3 separate regions of the Mus musculus genome follow, and all the other regions are linked to region 2. A link is a loop called in an ENCODE intact Hi-C map of the cell type or tissue named here. Cell type or tissue: left cerebral cortex. All regions are shown on one strand.

Region 1 (5,000 bases), 150 kb before region 2:
GACTGTACTCTGGAAAGTCAGGCTGCCCGGGTACATGGTGCACAGGTGAAGGACAGAGGTGGATGCTAACGGTCTTCCTTTCTCTCGGCTTACTTTTTGAGACAGGGTCTCTAACTGAATCTGGGGCTCACAGATTCAGCCAGGCTGAGTGGCTAGTGAGCCCCTGGGATCCACAGATCTGCACCTCCCCCAGCCTGGGATAACAGATGCATACAGTTGGGCCAAGCTTTATCAAAGTGCTGGGGCTTCCAGTTCAGGCCCTCATTACTGCAGGGAGAATAACTTACTGATGGAAGTCGTTTCTGCAGTCCAGTAAATTGTCAATGAGACCAGAATACACAACCACCGCAGGGTTTGATTTTAGGACAAGTCTCAACTCTAAGCACTCATTTGTTATATAGCCCAAGCTGGCTTCCACCCAAGGTCCTCCTGAGTGCTGGGCTTACAGAGGTGTCCACCATACCTGGCTTAGAGGTAGCATTTATATCCCAGGTTGGTGCTAAAGGTTTGTTTTCAGTTAAGGAATACAACAGAAAAAAAGAACAAGAGCTCACAAAATGATCTGCAGAGCACTGTATTCCTATTGCAGCTTAATTAATTATTAGTTAAATAAAAGCTTCCATTTATTGAATATGAATTTCTAAGTGGAAATAGATAAACCTACTTTAGTTTACTGAGGTTAACTATACTCTCTATGGGACCAATGTATATAAAAACAGGCACTCTGCATACTGTGGAAAGAATACACAGAAGTACATGGTATCTTCTCAGCTGGGGACTATTATTAACCTGAAGTAAATTGGGAATTTTCTCCCCCCCCCTCCCCGACCCGCCATATTCCATCTTCATTTTGTTTGTCACTATTAAGTTTTTCTGGCCAAAAATTTTGTTTTAATAAATTTTTCATTAAAGACAGCAATAATCCATTTTTATTTTTATTCTAGTTGTTTGTGGATGTTGCTTTACACCTCAAAAGTCGGGTTACATTTTAACTGAACCAACTAGATCATTCAATTTATGAGCTGACATTCAGCAAGTGTTTATTGGGAGGGGAAGTGTACTCCACTCTAAAAATGGAAATAGCATGTTGAATAAGAAAACAATCCTATTAATCTTGGCTACTCTCTCAGGAAGAAATACTTTCTCAAAAACCTCATAATCCATACAAAAAGAAATCTTACTTGTTTGATCTTACAACAAATATACCAGTACAGTATGTAGTGTAAATGCAAAGATAAATAAAATTAAAAAAAAGCAAAACCTAACCAGTCTATTTTCGTCATGAGAGAGGAGAAAAAAAACCCTAACAAAGTCTCTGTTGGAACGCTCAGCGATTTCCATTCCTAAGTACCACAAACTGAAATTCTTTTATTGAATAATTTCTTCCTACAGCGGACTTGTTTCCCCCATTGCACGCTACCAAAATTATCAGTATTCTGCCAGAACATGGTCGTTTAAGACCACTAATGAAACCCTACAGGACCGCAATCCAAAATGCCAGTCATGATTCCTGTAAGGTCCAGAAAAAATCCCAAATTGTAGTCCCAGGCCACGGAAACAGTCTATGCAAAGGACTCCAAGAATAGGATGTCCTCATGGACGCGATCAGTCATGACCTCCCTGACACCACATGACCTTTCTACGAAGGCAGTTCTTAAAACTTAGCAACTGAGCTCTCCCCTCTCTGAAGTTCAAGGAGGCAGGGCGGCTGCTGAGATGCGCGGGTCGGCTGCTCAGTGCCACCCCGGGTCAAGTGCTCGTCTTTCGCTACCCCCCTTACCGTGAGCAGATCAGAGAGGGAAGAAAGAAAAAGTGGCCTCCAAGGATGGGTTTGGGGAAGAAGGGAGGGGCAGCTCCGTGTGTGGTAACCGTTTGTGAACACGTAGGGTGGTGGCGCGCGGGCCGAAAAGAACCAACTATGGGAGCCCGTCGTGGCGTCCGCCATGACGGCCCGCCAGGGAGGCCCATCACTGCGCCTGCGCGCCAGGCAGGCAGCCGCCCAGCGACCTCTCCTTCCTCTGCCGCGTAATCCCTCCGCTGAAGGCCGCGCACTAATTTTAATCACGCCCCGCCCCCTAGCCTCTGGCGTCACCTCCGCCACTCCAGCGCTTTCCAGCAGCTTCCAGAACCAAGCCTGCCCCACCCCCTCCAGCTCCCTCCCCCTCCCCCTCCCCCGTCCTCCCGACTCACACTTTGCAGGCTCTGTAGCGAGGGGCCCCGCCCTGTCGCCGCAGTTCCCACTGCGCCTGCGCCTGCTGGGCGGGCAAGCCACGCCTCTGCGGAGCCCTGCCGGAAGTGCTCTGGTCTTCCCCTTCCCCGGCCCTGCCCGCGTGCTCTCAAGCAGGGCTGCCTGCCGCAGGAAAGTGTTTGTGGGGTAGCTCTTGGGCGGCGGACTCGCAGGCGGAAGTTGCTTTCCTGGCGGAGAGGGCTGTGGGGGAGGAGCCGTCCGAGGGAACGTGGGTTGAACGTTACGGTTAGATGGTGGGGACCTCAAGCTGGAAGAGGAGTTCGGGTCCACTGTATGCGAAGAAGGAGCGTACTTCGGGAGGGTAAGGAAGACAGTAGTTCCCTCGGGAAGTAGAAATTGGGACGGCTGGAGTGCCCGGGGTGGGTCGTTGGCGCGCTGAAAAGATGGGGTAGGAACGAGGTTGTGGTGGGCAAGGTGGAGGATGGAGGTGCAGGCTGGGTCTTCAGGTTCCGGTTAGGCTCAAAGAGGTAAACGCTGAAGAGAAACCAGAGTTTGTGCCCGCCCCACGAAGAGCGTGGAGATGGGCTGGGTAACGGAACGCCGCGCCTCTTGGACTTCCTTGGTAGGCTTTTGAAGCTCAGTTCGCGTGGACCCATCCGTCTCAAATTCGGGAAGCTGGACTGGGTACCAAGCAGTATTGGGCTCTGTAAAGCCTATCCCTTCGCTGGGGCTTAAGTCTGCTGGCCTTGAAAATTCATATGCAGAGCCGAGAGATAAAGCTCCGAAGGGTTCCAGGCCCTTTGAATACCTGTAATAGTTTCTACACATGCAGTGAATTAAATTTAAATCCCTCTCGTGATTGGCTGCTAAATGGATCTATTCTGGGCTGATATCTCCCATTAAGGTCTCCGGAATGCGACTTACCTACGTTGAAGGTGGGGGCTCGGTGGTGGGCGTAGGTAAGAGGAAAAGTGCCGGAGATGAACACTGGAAAACCTTGGTTGTTCTCCTTGAAATAAGCTCATGTCATAATCTTTAGGATGTACTGAGCTGTTTGGGCGGACTTCCTACAATCAGATTGGATTAAATAGGTGGTTTGAAGCGGAGCTGTCATTTTGACAGTGATATGAATGGAAAGAGAGACAAGTTCGAAACATTTCCAAAGCCTCGTTCACGAGTTTAGATGGCGCCTACTGTGCAAACATGGGAGATGAGAGTGAGTAGACGGCACAAACTTTCTAGTCTGTATTTGGAAACCCAAAAGATGCCAAAATTTAGATACTGTACAGGGAGGAGCTAGCAGTTACACTTGGAGAAAAGATAATGAAGGTAATTTATTCCTAGACAAATTGAAATTTGAGACCCACCCCGGGGTTTTGTGTATAATACAGTGCTTGAAAAACCCCAAGAGTCTACTTCTGGTATTTTAAAACTTGAATATTCTTTGGGGAGGGGGAATTTCTTAATATTGTTTAGTGTTTCTACTACCATCTTAATGGGTCTCCTCCCTCCTTCTCTCCTTCCCTCCCTCTCCTTTCCTTCCTTCCATAGACAGGGTCTCACTATATAAACCTTCCTGGCTTGGAATTCACTGTGTGAAACAGGCTGGCTTGAAACTCACAGAAATCTGCAGTAGTTCTATTGAGAGAGATCTGTGCAATGGAATTAAAAGGCTTAAAGGCGTGCATCAACCACCATGCTCGAATATGCCTTGACTTCTTTATTGACAGGAAAGCAGACTTGAAGGTTTCTCATTTTTACCTCCATATTGAGAAAGAACCTTATTCCACACAGTTACCTAGACCCTCAGGCAGATAAAAAGTTTTCTCAACACCCTTTTTAGGAGTCTGCAGGTTTCTCTTCTGAGAATGAATGCAGAATGACAGAAGCAACACATCTCTTTCCCTCAGAGCAAAGTAGACCAGATGGTAACTGTAACTTAGGTGTTAGTATCTTGTCAGCGCAACTTCATTTTGTTCTTAGAACAAATCCAGGTGTGTAGCCTAGGCTTTTACCACTTAAGCACATTGACTTTCCTGTGCCCTGTAATTCTCTAGGTTATAAGTAGAACCAGCTAACAGTTGTGATTACTTTTCCAGCTTCTGGAAATTGAGATTCACTAATACTGACCTCTCTTTGTGTGTCTGTCTCTCTCTCTGACTCTCTGTCTCTCTCAGCCCAGGTAGACTTTGAGTTCCTTTGTAGCTGAGGCTGGCCTTAACTTGTACCTGCGTCCTCCTCCTGAGTGGGCACAGATGTCTTTCAAACTGTGTGTATATTTTTGGAATTACTATGTTTTCTTCACAGGAAAGGCTTTTCAGACTTTTCAGCCAGGACAGAAAAGCATAACTAGTTTTTTGTTTTGTTTTTCGAGGCAGATTTCTCTGTAGACTAGGTGGCCTCAAATTCACCGAGATGTCTGCCTTTGCTCCCTAGTGGCTAGGGTTAAAGACATGGACCACACTCACCCAGTACATAACAAGTTTTTAAAAGTGGATCTGTGAGCCAGAAGGTGGTTGTTCTAGAATTACAGATCCATAGGTTTTGGAAAGACTTATGCTTGAAGTTTCAACTCCTTAGCTACATGATAATTTACCTTTGCTTAAACGTCTTTTAGGTCTGCTTTTGTTGTAATTTAAGTCCATTTTTTTCCCTTGTATTGAGCTGTGTCTCATGATTTTTTGCTCTCCGATCTTGGAAATAGGTCTGCTCTGTGGAAATACACTCAAGGCATGCATGTGAAATTTATTTGTCTTACAGAAATACTTATACTATTGTTCTGATACAGATTATTTATAAAGAACATAATATT
Region 2 (5,000 bases):
TGCCATTTCCCCAGAGATCAGCCAGTACTTACCCAATCCTTTGTTCCCTGGGAAGACTCCAGCTTCCATTCTACAAATCCTCGTCTCTTTGATAGTTGGTCACTTCTGCTTGGGGACATAGCTTTGGAACAGACACTGGCTGACTCAATGGCTCTATTCATCCTTCCCAGCATTTGTGTTGGCTCAACTAACTCATGTAGTCATTCAACAAACAGTACTGGCAAAAGGCCATGTCTGGATTTTGAGGCCGAATCTTTGGAATTCAGGAGTTGAAAGATTTTCTTCCTCTTTTTTTTTGCTCTTGAGTGCGTATTTATAGGTAGTGTAAGACTCTGGCGAGCCTTAGCTTACCAGGGACTCCCTGAGTGAACAACATGAAACCACCGGGAATCGATGCAAAAAGCAAGAGGAATTTATTTTTCCAAAGTGTTGGGGTCGTTCTACACCTGAAGGAGAAGTATCGACTGTGCACATCTTGTCCCCTTCTGAAGGGGTTCTCTTCCAGGAGGAGAGGGGGCAGGTGGAATTTTCCAAAGTTTCTGAGCTGACCTCTTCAGTACCACGTGCATGCCTGAAGCTCTCAGAGTTCAAAAGTGGCCTCTGGAACTGGTGTTATGGATGATTGAACGGCCATGTGGGTACCAGGAACTGAACCCTGGTCCTCTGCAAAGAGCACCCAGTGCTTTTAACTGCTAAGCCATCTCTCTCTAGCCCATTTAGGAAGTCTGCAGGAATTTAGGTCTATCTTAGTGTTTGAAGCAACAGCTTAATATTTGAAAAAACACAGGGAGTGGGGCAGGGATACATGAGTGTGGTGGTTTGAATAGGTTTGACCCCTATAGTCATGTGTTTGGACACTTGGCCATGGGGAGTGGCCCTATTAGGAGGTGTGGCCTTATTGGAAGAGGTGTGGCCTTGTTGGAGGAGGTACATCACTGTGTAGGCGGGCTTTGAGGTCTCCTTTACTCAGGCTCTGCCCAGTATGGGATCTGACCGCCTTTGGCTCAAGATGTAGAACTCTTAGCTCCAGAGAGAGAGAGAGAGAGAGAGAGAGAGAGAGAGAGAGAGAGAGAGAGAGAGAGAGAGAGAGAGAAGGCTGCCTACTGTAGCCAGGAAGGAAAGAAGAGAGGGTTGGGAGTGGCTGCAGCCTCAGTCTTCTGCTCTAGGACACACCTCCGGTGACCTCACTTCCTCCCACCAGACTCAGTAGATCAGCATCTCTCCACAGACAGACCCAAGCCTAGCAGCCATGCCTTTTACATAAGAGTTTTTGTGAGTCAATTAAGATCCAAACTGTCACACGGCTACTTAAACCTCCCGATGCACCAAATTTAAACGTGTGAATCTCTTCTCCCCAGCCAGCTACCTAAATCCTCCGAGGGAAATTAGAAGACACATCCTGCCTTTTGAAAATCAGGAAATGAGGGCTCTGTGTATCACACGCAAAATTCAAACTGTGTAGAAGACCTCACCACTCGGAGCCGCCCAAATGAGCGGCAACTCTTAGGAGAGGCGTTATAGAAAATGTCACCGCTTGGGAAGTCTGGCAGAAAATTTAGAAATTTTTTTCCTGGGGAGGTAACCTAAGGACACAGAGAAAAGGTCTCCAGAGCCTCTTTTGCTTTGTGTATGTTCTGTTCTGTTCTGGAAAGGACTTGAGGTAGCTTATTAAAGGGACGCACAACAGAAGTTGAAAGTACAGTAAAAAGGAAGGGCCTGTGTTTCACAGCAGGAGCCGGGAGGGGGTACCGGTAATGGAAGATCCACGTGTGGACTCAGACATGTCCTTCCAGTGGGCCACCAGCCCTGGGAGCTATCGGAACAAGGGAAACGGATGAGCAAGTGATATAAAGGGAGATCGGTTGCTCAGGAGAGCAGTATTTTTGGAGGCCAGGAAACAGGCCTCTCTCCTGCAGGCCCCCTCCACCATCTGTGTAACGTAGGAAAGCCACAATCCTAATAGCATCCTGCATCTGCTGCGGCCTCCCGTAGCTCTGAGATACAACCGTGGGCCCAGCTCAGTCTGTTCCCGAACACCCTGTATAAGGCACATGGTTCTATTTTTACTTTATTGTCTTATTTTATGCGTGTGGATGTTTGGCCTGCGGATGTGGTGTATGGTGTCTGCACCGCCTACGTGCAGTGTCCACAGAGGCCAGAAGAAGGCACTAGATCTCCTGGGACTGTAGTTACAGATGGTTTTGAGCTAACATGCCGGTGATGGGAATTGAACTTGGGTCCTATGGAGGAGGTGCAAACCTTTCAGAATCTGCTTTATGGACCAAGAAAAGAAGAGCTGTCTCTCTCCCTTTTTATTCTGTTCACATAACTCACATTTTGACAAGTGTGAGCCTCCATGTGAGACTGAGAAACGAAGCCACCACCGGAGGAGTTTGGCTGGCCATGTGCTGAGTAGCGGCATAGCGATGGCATCTCCTTTCTTCTTGTCGGTTCTGGGGGCAGCACACCCAGGACCAGGCGGGATACTCACTACCGCCGAGCATCGCCCTAGCCCTTCACACCACTCCTGCTTAAACCTCCAGCATCTCTGATCTACGTAAACTTGAGACCCATAGCAAGATCCACATATAGCCGGGAGGGCAGCAGGGTGGGTGGTTTATCTGTGTGCCAAAGTCCCTCTGTATCCGGCTGGCTCTTACTTTGCCAGGTGGTGCTGGGGAAATGTTCTCACGCTTGAGGATAAGCAAACCTGAAACATTTGGTGGGAGGCTGCGGCTTTCCCTGCCTTGAGGTCCTTAGGGAGCAGCTTGCTCATTAAAGGGTAAGGCTCCATCACACAGTGCTCCGGGGTTGGCAGGGCGGATGCGCCATCTAGTGGCCACTCCCAGAATACCCACATGCGGCTCTCTTGCCGCTCTAATGACCTGAGGGCATGTCCAGTACTGGAGCAAAAAGGTTAATTAGGGAGCTGGGGCATCTCTGTTCTCTGTGTCCAGCCCGACTAATCGTTCTGTGAGGATGGTTTTTAGGGTCTATGTGAATGAGGCACATTTAGGCAAGAAACTCAGGTAATTGGTAGGTTACAAACTGCCATGTGGTGTCCTCATGATCTCATAGTCCCTGCGTTGCCTCTTCTGGCCTCGATCCCCTTGATGCTGCTTTGCCTACAGTCCACTTCTGCTCTGCAGGCTCCTGTCATGATCTTTTCCCTATCAAGTAGAGGACCCGCTAACATGGATAAGGGCACCTTTTCTGAGCAGGGAGTGGGAGGACTGATCTGCGGAGGTGGGTGGTGGCTGCCCAGGCCTTGCTTTGGGCACAGGATTCCCATTTCGGGAAGTACACGATGCCCAGTAACAAGACATTGAGCTAGATGTGGTTCCTCAGTCTGAGGAAGTCTCAGGGTTCAATCTAGGAAGTACCCATAGTAGTTATCCAGTATAAGTAGCCAGATAGGACTCGGCTATCCTCAGAGGAGGGAGAGGCCTCAGGGCTCAGGATGTCTGCTCATCACAGGGACCTTTGATGGGTGGTGTGTGTGCTTCTGAGATCCTGGATTGGGTGGCTAGCTTCTCCTCTGTCCTCCAGGGAAGTTACTCAGCCACGTGCCTCTCCTGCCATCTTAGAGTCTCCCCAGGAGATCTCAATGTGACATAGTTAGCAGCGGGAACCAGCTAGCCAGCTGGGGACCAGCTATCAAGGTGTGGTAATGGGTGGGGGTGTCTTTCCATACATATCATATCACAAGAGTGCGGGCTTCATGGCTGCCCCATGAAGCCTTTCTGTCAGGTTAGACCCTCTGACTAGAGAGAGGCGAGGAGTATAGAGTCTCCGGGTATAGGTGTGAGGAGGTAGATGATGGATAGCAACAGAGATTTGAGAATTGGGGATAGGGGTCTCCATTAACCTCTACTTCAAATCTGTCCTCCATCCCAGCATCTCATGAATTCATGACTGCTCAAGGAAACCCAATTGCTGGCTCCGTTCAGTATGCTGGAAGGTGCTATGTGCAGGCTGCCTGCTAGACACCACATCACCGTGGCACAGTGGACGCTTGGAGGATGGGGCAACTCTGTGTTGGTCACCCTGGGGGTATCAGTAGCGGGGGTGTCTCCCACCACCCATCTGGCAGAGGCTAGAGGGTACCGTGTCACCTGGAGACTGTCACGGCTCCCACAGTCATTCCGACCCCTCTGCGGGGAGTGGCTTTGAATGTGGGCATCGCCTAACCATGTCCAACTGGGAGAAAGCAGACAGCCTCTCTGCTGTGGAAATTCTTTAGTGCTAAAATAGCCTGAATTGGCTTATAAGGGTTAGACGTGTAGAGACCAGAGCTGGCAAAACTTAGTTATGCAGAAAAGAGAAGCAAGATTAAGGGCATATGGTGACATTCCCCAACCTTCATGAATGCAGACTGATTTAATCCACAGACAACTTCACACCCTAGGTATTATGTTTATTCTCATAGGAAATGATGCACAGACGTATTTAGCCACCCTACAGAGTTACACAACAACAAGGAGGCAGAACTGGGGCTATGATCCCAGGCAGGACAGCAGGAAGATCTGTGTCTGTGCTCGGAAATGGCCGAGGCAGCGTGGGAGCGCTCAGGGTTCATCCCCAGAATCTCTTTCTGTTATCGGTGCGATCTCACACGAGCTTCGGTTTCTTTAGTTGAGTGTGAAAGAGATCCACTCTATCTTACCAGGACACAGAGGGTTTACATGAGCTGATATTGTCTCCGGTTTTGCTGGCAAGCCAAAATCCACTCACCCGGACCTGGACTCTATGTGGCTTCTTTAAATAAACTGCTGCACGGACCAGCAGCTCAATGGATGAAGCCTCATCCGGCTTTAGACAGGAGCCCTGTATCCAGTTTGTGGCGCCATGGAAAACCCGTGAGACTTTTTTGCTTGTCGCTGCCTTGCCAGCTCAGCCCAAACCCTTCTGGTGAGGCAGGCTGCTGCTGTTCTCTTTGCTGAGGGTGAGGGGTGGGGTTGTGGCTGGCAGCCTGTTGGGCCTGCGCAGTCCTGCCAGGG
Region 3 (5,000 bases), 110 kb before region 2:
CAGTCTTAAATGTTCCTCCTCCTGTTTGGTCTTGAAGACTTGGTCCATATCCATCAGGAAGATACAGGTCCAGCCCCGATGATTGCCTCCTTCCTCAACAGCCTAGAAATAATTCTCCTGTGGGTCTCATGCTGATTGCCAATCTCCATCATCCAACCCTGAGCAAAGCAGGATTGCTTCTGTACTGATCTTGTGACAGCCCCGTGTCCCACGGACAACGTGTCTGCTCTCGGTGACTTTGTTTCCCAGGGCTGGCGACAAGCAGTTTGCTGGTTTCAGGGTGGTACGGAAGTTCATAGAAGGAGACTGCTCAGCTGTTACTCTGACAAATGGGGTCAAGGGAGCAAGGACATATTAGGGAAAGGCCCCTGGAAGTGGCCTATAGTCAGCGGGGAATTTTCACAGAGGGACACAGGACAAGGTTGCGTGTGCTCAGTTCAGGTGTTGGAACGAAGTCTTCAGGCCTAAAAATGATCATTGGCACAGCATCCAGGTCCCACTCTGTGGAGCTTGTACCCTCTGGTCACTATGTTCAGTTTCAAGACGGAAGCCCTCCTAATTCTAACAATAGCAGATGTGCTAGGTAAGATTTACAGTGTAAGCTGAGTGTGTGGTGGCACACACCTTTAACCCCAGCACTCCGAAGGCAGAGGCAAGCAGATCTCTGTGAGTTCGAGGCCAGGCTGGTCTACAAATTCCAGGACAGCCAGGGCTCTGTTACACAGAGAAACCCTGTCTCAAAACAAACGAACAAACAAACCCAACTCCCTACAGTGTAGACATGATCATGTGGCCCACCACTCTTTCTTTGCTTCTCCTGTGAGGTATGTACCAATAAGCAGTGTGGAATCTTCATGCCTTGCATTATGGAGACTTCAGAGAGGCATGCGCCTAACAACATTCTAGGGAATTCTCTCTTACTCTGCCTAGTGTCCCAGCCTCCTTTGGGCTTTTTAAGTCAGCAGGTATTTAGTAGAAGCATTCAAGTTCCAGGGTAGCCTGTCGAGTTCCCAGACTCCAGGGCTACACAGAGAAAGCCTGTGTCAGAAAAACAAAAACAAACAAACAAAAACACCAGCAGATTTGGTGCCCTGTGAGGTCTCATCTGCTTCTGATGCTACTGTACCCCATGGTAGAAAGGACAAACCAGTTCCCTTGGCCTCTTGTGCGGGCCATACCCCCTCATGAGGGCCCAGTACTATCAACGGGGAGGAATTCAACACAGGAACTCGGGGGAACACAAACACCCTACCCATAGCAGTCTTGAACTTCATCCTCTAATCCTGAATTGTTTGTAATTTACTTGCTCACATTTACTTAAATTTGCTTAAATTTAACCCAGTGAGATGGCTCAGTAGGTGAAGGTGCTCCCTGCAGAGCCTACAGACCTGAGTTCAGTGTCTGGGACCCCTAAGGGTGCAGAAGAGAACCAGTTTCCAAAAGTTTTCTCTGACCTCCACATGCATGTGGTTGCATGTACATACATATGTGTCAATAAAAATGCAATAAAATTAGACATTATATTTAAAAACTAAAACTGCATTTGACTAAATTCACTGACATCCAGTCTTTCTTGGTCACGGCAGCGCACACCTATAATCCCAGCACTCAGAAGGCTGAGGCAGCCGGGCCATGAGTTCTAGGCCAGTAAGGCCCTGTTCCTGCTGTTTCTGTTTAGTGCTAGGATAGAGCTCGGGGCTAGATGCACGCACAGTACCGTCTCCACCCCATGTTAATCAAGGGCCTGGCGTTACTCTGACACTCATCCCTCAGTTGTCCTAGTCACATTTCAAGTACTCAGAAGCCAGATGTGGCTAGCAGTGAGAGCTCTTGCAGTGTAGCTCGGGAGTGTTTACGTCAACATAGGACAGTGGGTCTCACTCTTCCTAATGCTGTGACCCTTTAATACAGTTCTTCATGGGGACCACCAACCATGAAATTATTTCATTCATAGTTGTCATTTTGCTCCTGTTATGAATCATTATTAATATCTTTAATGCAGAATTCCTAATATACGATCCTAGTGGGGTCGTGACCCACAGGTTGTGAACCACTCTGTAGACTCCCGTTCTCTGTATTCTATAGGAGTGGGTGTAGATCCCAGACACAAAACCCTCACGTCACAACTTCCTGTCTTTATGGAAAGTCTTTTGTGAAAAAAACATAAAACGTCCTCTGTGACAAGAATTCTCTATGTACCCCTGGCTGTCCTGGAATTCACCATGATTTATTTGCCTTACTGCCTTCTGGGTTCTGGGATTAAAGGCATCACCGCCACTCCTGGCTCTCTTTTAAAACTTTTAAACACGAACTTATACAATTTCTGATAAAGTTAAATGTGATGGGGGAAATTGACAGCAGTCTAAGATTAAATATAATGTAGTTAGATTCAAACCCATTGCCCAAGTCTGGGAGCCACTTAGCTAAAGTCAGCGTGGCCTGCTGTCCCCAAACTCTCTGCCCACAATGTTATCTGTTGCTCATCCATTTGGAAGTAGACTGTATTAGTAGGGTCCGCGGGTCGTTTTTTGTTTTTTTTTTTTTTGTTGTTGTTGCTGTTGTTTTTATTTTTTATTTTTTGTTATTATTATTTTTTTTTTCTGAGCCACACAAATGGTGCTGTTTCTGGGTGGTCCCGGTTGCCGGTTTCCAGTGCAAAAAACACCTAGCTGTTCCTGAGCAGAATTGGACCAAACTCAAAAAGCAGACTTACATGTACCCTCTTGAAAATTAGTGGAAGCAGCAGGCCCGCTTGTAGCTTGAGCCCTAGAAAGCTATCAAACAGATTGGGCGTCCCAGGATGGCAGAAAACATTTCTAAAAATGTTTTTTGCTAAAAGGAACGCTGCCGTCCCTGGGTGGGCTCGAACCACCAACCTTTCGGTTAACAGCCGAACGCGCTAACCGATTGCGCCACAGAGACACAGCTGCCTGAGCGGCCGTGCGCTTTGTACACATTGCCGCGGCCAGCATGGGCGTCGCCGCCTCGGACTCCCGGGAGGCGCCAGGCCCTGCTGAGCCCTGCGGGCTGAGACTGCGCGAGGGCGGGGAGGGGCGGAGCCGCCGAGCCCAGCAAATCCTCCGCAGAGCAGGGCGGCGCCGGGTGAGGCTCCGGGAATCTGCGTGGGCTCCGAGCCAGGGCGCCCTGCCCTTGTTCAAGGTTGTTACCGCCCCTCCCCTTTGAGTGTTCTCGTCGCCTCCCGCTTATCGAGGTTGATAAACTGTGGATCTCTGTGTGGGCCATGGGAATTTTATACTTTATACGTTTAAAAACCTACCGCGCCGCCCCTCCCCCGTCACCTCCTGGGAATAAATTCACACCCCTTTAGCGGACTGGAGCCTCCTTCGAGCACTCATGGCTTAGGGGGACTGCAGAATCGGATTTATGGCGATTAAAACGCTCTTTTAAAATAGCCAGTGACGTCTAGGCCTTCCCCTGACTTCTGAATTTAACTCACTGACTTGGGGTTGCCTTGGGAGGGTTGGGGTAGGTAGCATTGTGCCCACTCAGAGGAGGGGGAGGGGGAGGGAGAGAGGGGGAGGGGGAGGGAGAGAGAGGGAGGGGCAGAAGGGAAGGGAAGGAGGAAGAGAGAAGGGAGGGGGAGAAAGGATAATTCTTTGATAAACCTGCCAGAGCCCCTGTCAGACCTCTCCTTCCCCCATCACCCCAAAGACCGGGAGGGGAGGAGGGGGCAACTTCACAGACCTCAGGTCCCGCTCTTCAAGCTTCCATACCCTTCCTCCTTTTAAAAAAAATTAATTATTTCATATATTTACATCCCAAATACTGTCCCCGTTCCCGCCCTCCCCCCTTTCTCTTGCTCCTCCTCTCTTTGGCTCTTCCTACTTAGCTATTGCTACTCTCTTGGTATAAATTGAGCCATATTTCAAAGACTTATTTTAATCATGTATCTGGGTGTTGGCGTGTATCCTGAGTTCAGCGCCCTCGGGGTCAAACGGGGCGTCGCATTCTCCTGGAGCCTGCGTTGGAGGCGATTGTGAGGCTCTCAAGGCGGGTGCTGGGAACTGAGCGCGGGTCCTGTGCAAGAGAGGAGCTCTCAACCACCTATCCATCGCTCCAGCTCCATTTTAACCCCTTTAAAGCTTACGGTTCAAACGGAATTAAGTGCACTTATATGTTACCAATACTCCCATCTATTAAACAACTCCCACCTCCCCTTTCTTTTTCTAATAAGCCTCATTCTCTCTTCTATCTTTACTAATTTAATTATTCTTAAGTAACTCCCCTAGGTGGAATTACCCAGTCTTTGCCCATTTGTGACTGGCTGGTCTCAGTGATGTCCTGATGACGTATCCGTATCCGTACAGTAGCGCTAACCCTGATTTCCGGCTCTTCTATGCTGAGTACTAGTTAGCTACATATCTGTGCTACACTTTGTTGGTCCTTCAGCTCTCCGTGGCTGACTTCTAGGAAGAAGGCTGTACTGACATCTATTTGAGTCTCTTAATTTTGTTGAATCCAGAAGTTGAAGATCTGTGTCTGCCTGATTGTATATTCTCACAAGTTTCCAGTATCTTCACGTTTTTAAAACTGACAACCATCCTAATGGAAGTGTTTTACATTACCCTTCTACTAGTAACGCCTCTTTTCCGGACCCTTCTTTTGAATTGTAGAATTCTCTTATTTTTCTTCTATGTGCTCTACTAGAATCATAACTAAAATAACCCAATTATTTTAACCTACATTCTGCCATGTGGCTGGTTACCTATGCTCAGGTACCATGTGTCTATCTCATCACATCTTCCCAGGCAACTCTTTAGTGTGCCTCCCGGATGTAACACCTCCTAAATTTCCTGCCTGTGGGAAGCCGCATGTGCCGTTGCAGAGTGGCACTGACTACTGCTGGCCACCACGCATAAGTTTGGACCAACAACCAATGTGAACATATGCAGTAAAGTTTTTTGCAAAGACACTGCCTGGCCGGGGCATGATAATAAGGCTTTGAGAGTATAACCAATCAGATGTGAGACATGCAAATG

The links. A loop is a pair of places that touch in the nucleus more often than their neighbours do. Peaks named below come from ENCODE experiments on the same cell type or tissue, not always from the same donor. Only the 100,000 strongest peaks of a DNase experiment are listed, where the experiment ranks them.
Region 1: it touches region 2 in a loop (5-fold over the local background); 4 of 42 quality-filtered maps call a loop at or near these places.
Region 3: it touches region 2 in a loop (3-fold over the local background); 2 of 42 quality-filtered maps call a loop at or near these places.

What each region holds. Positions count from the first base shown.
Region 1 is chr5:149,182,258-149,187,257 of GRCm38, forward strand. Uspl1 (ubiquitin specific peptidase like 1) reads left to right here and starts at 2,303. Exons shown (of 9, transcript NM_001115149.1): 1 at 2,303-2,549. In left cerebral cortex, no CTCF peak of the experiment used is centred here; DNase peaks (open chromatin) are centred at 2,215 and 2,740; H3K4me3 peaks cover 2,668 bases; H3K27ac peaks cover 1,941 bases.
Region 2 is chr5:149,333,233-149,338,232 of GRCm38, forward strand. No RefSeq gene overlaps it. Among named protein-coding and RNA genes, the nearest start is that of Gm35704, 12 kb to the right of the region's middle. In left cerebral cortex, CTCF peaks have their summits at 2,146 (motif pointing right) and 2,841 (motif pointing left); DNase peaks (open chromatin) are centred at 125, 1,313, 1,949, 2,806 and 2 more places; H3K4me3 peaks cover 1,007 bases; H3K27ac peaks cover 3,779 bases.
Region 3 is chr5:149,226,153-149,231,152 of GRCm38, forward strand. 2310047D07Rik (a long non-coding RNA gene) reads left to right here and starts at 2,836. Exons shown (of 2, transcript XR_003956021.1): 1 at 2,836-3,159. It overlaps n-TNgtt14 (a tRNA gene), which reads right to left and starts at 2,922; the gene lies at 2,849-2,922. In left cerebral cortex, CTCF peaks have their summits at 3,006 and 3,213; a DNase peak (open chromatin) is centred at 2,986; H3K4me3 peaks cover 1,097 bases; H3K27ac peaks cover 384 bases.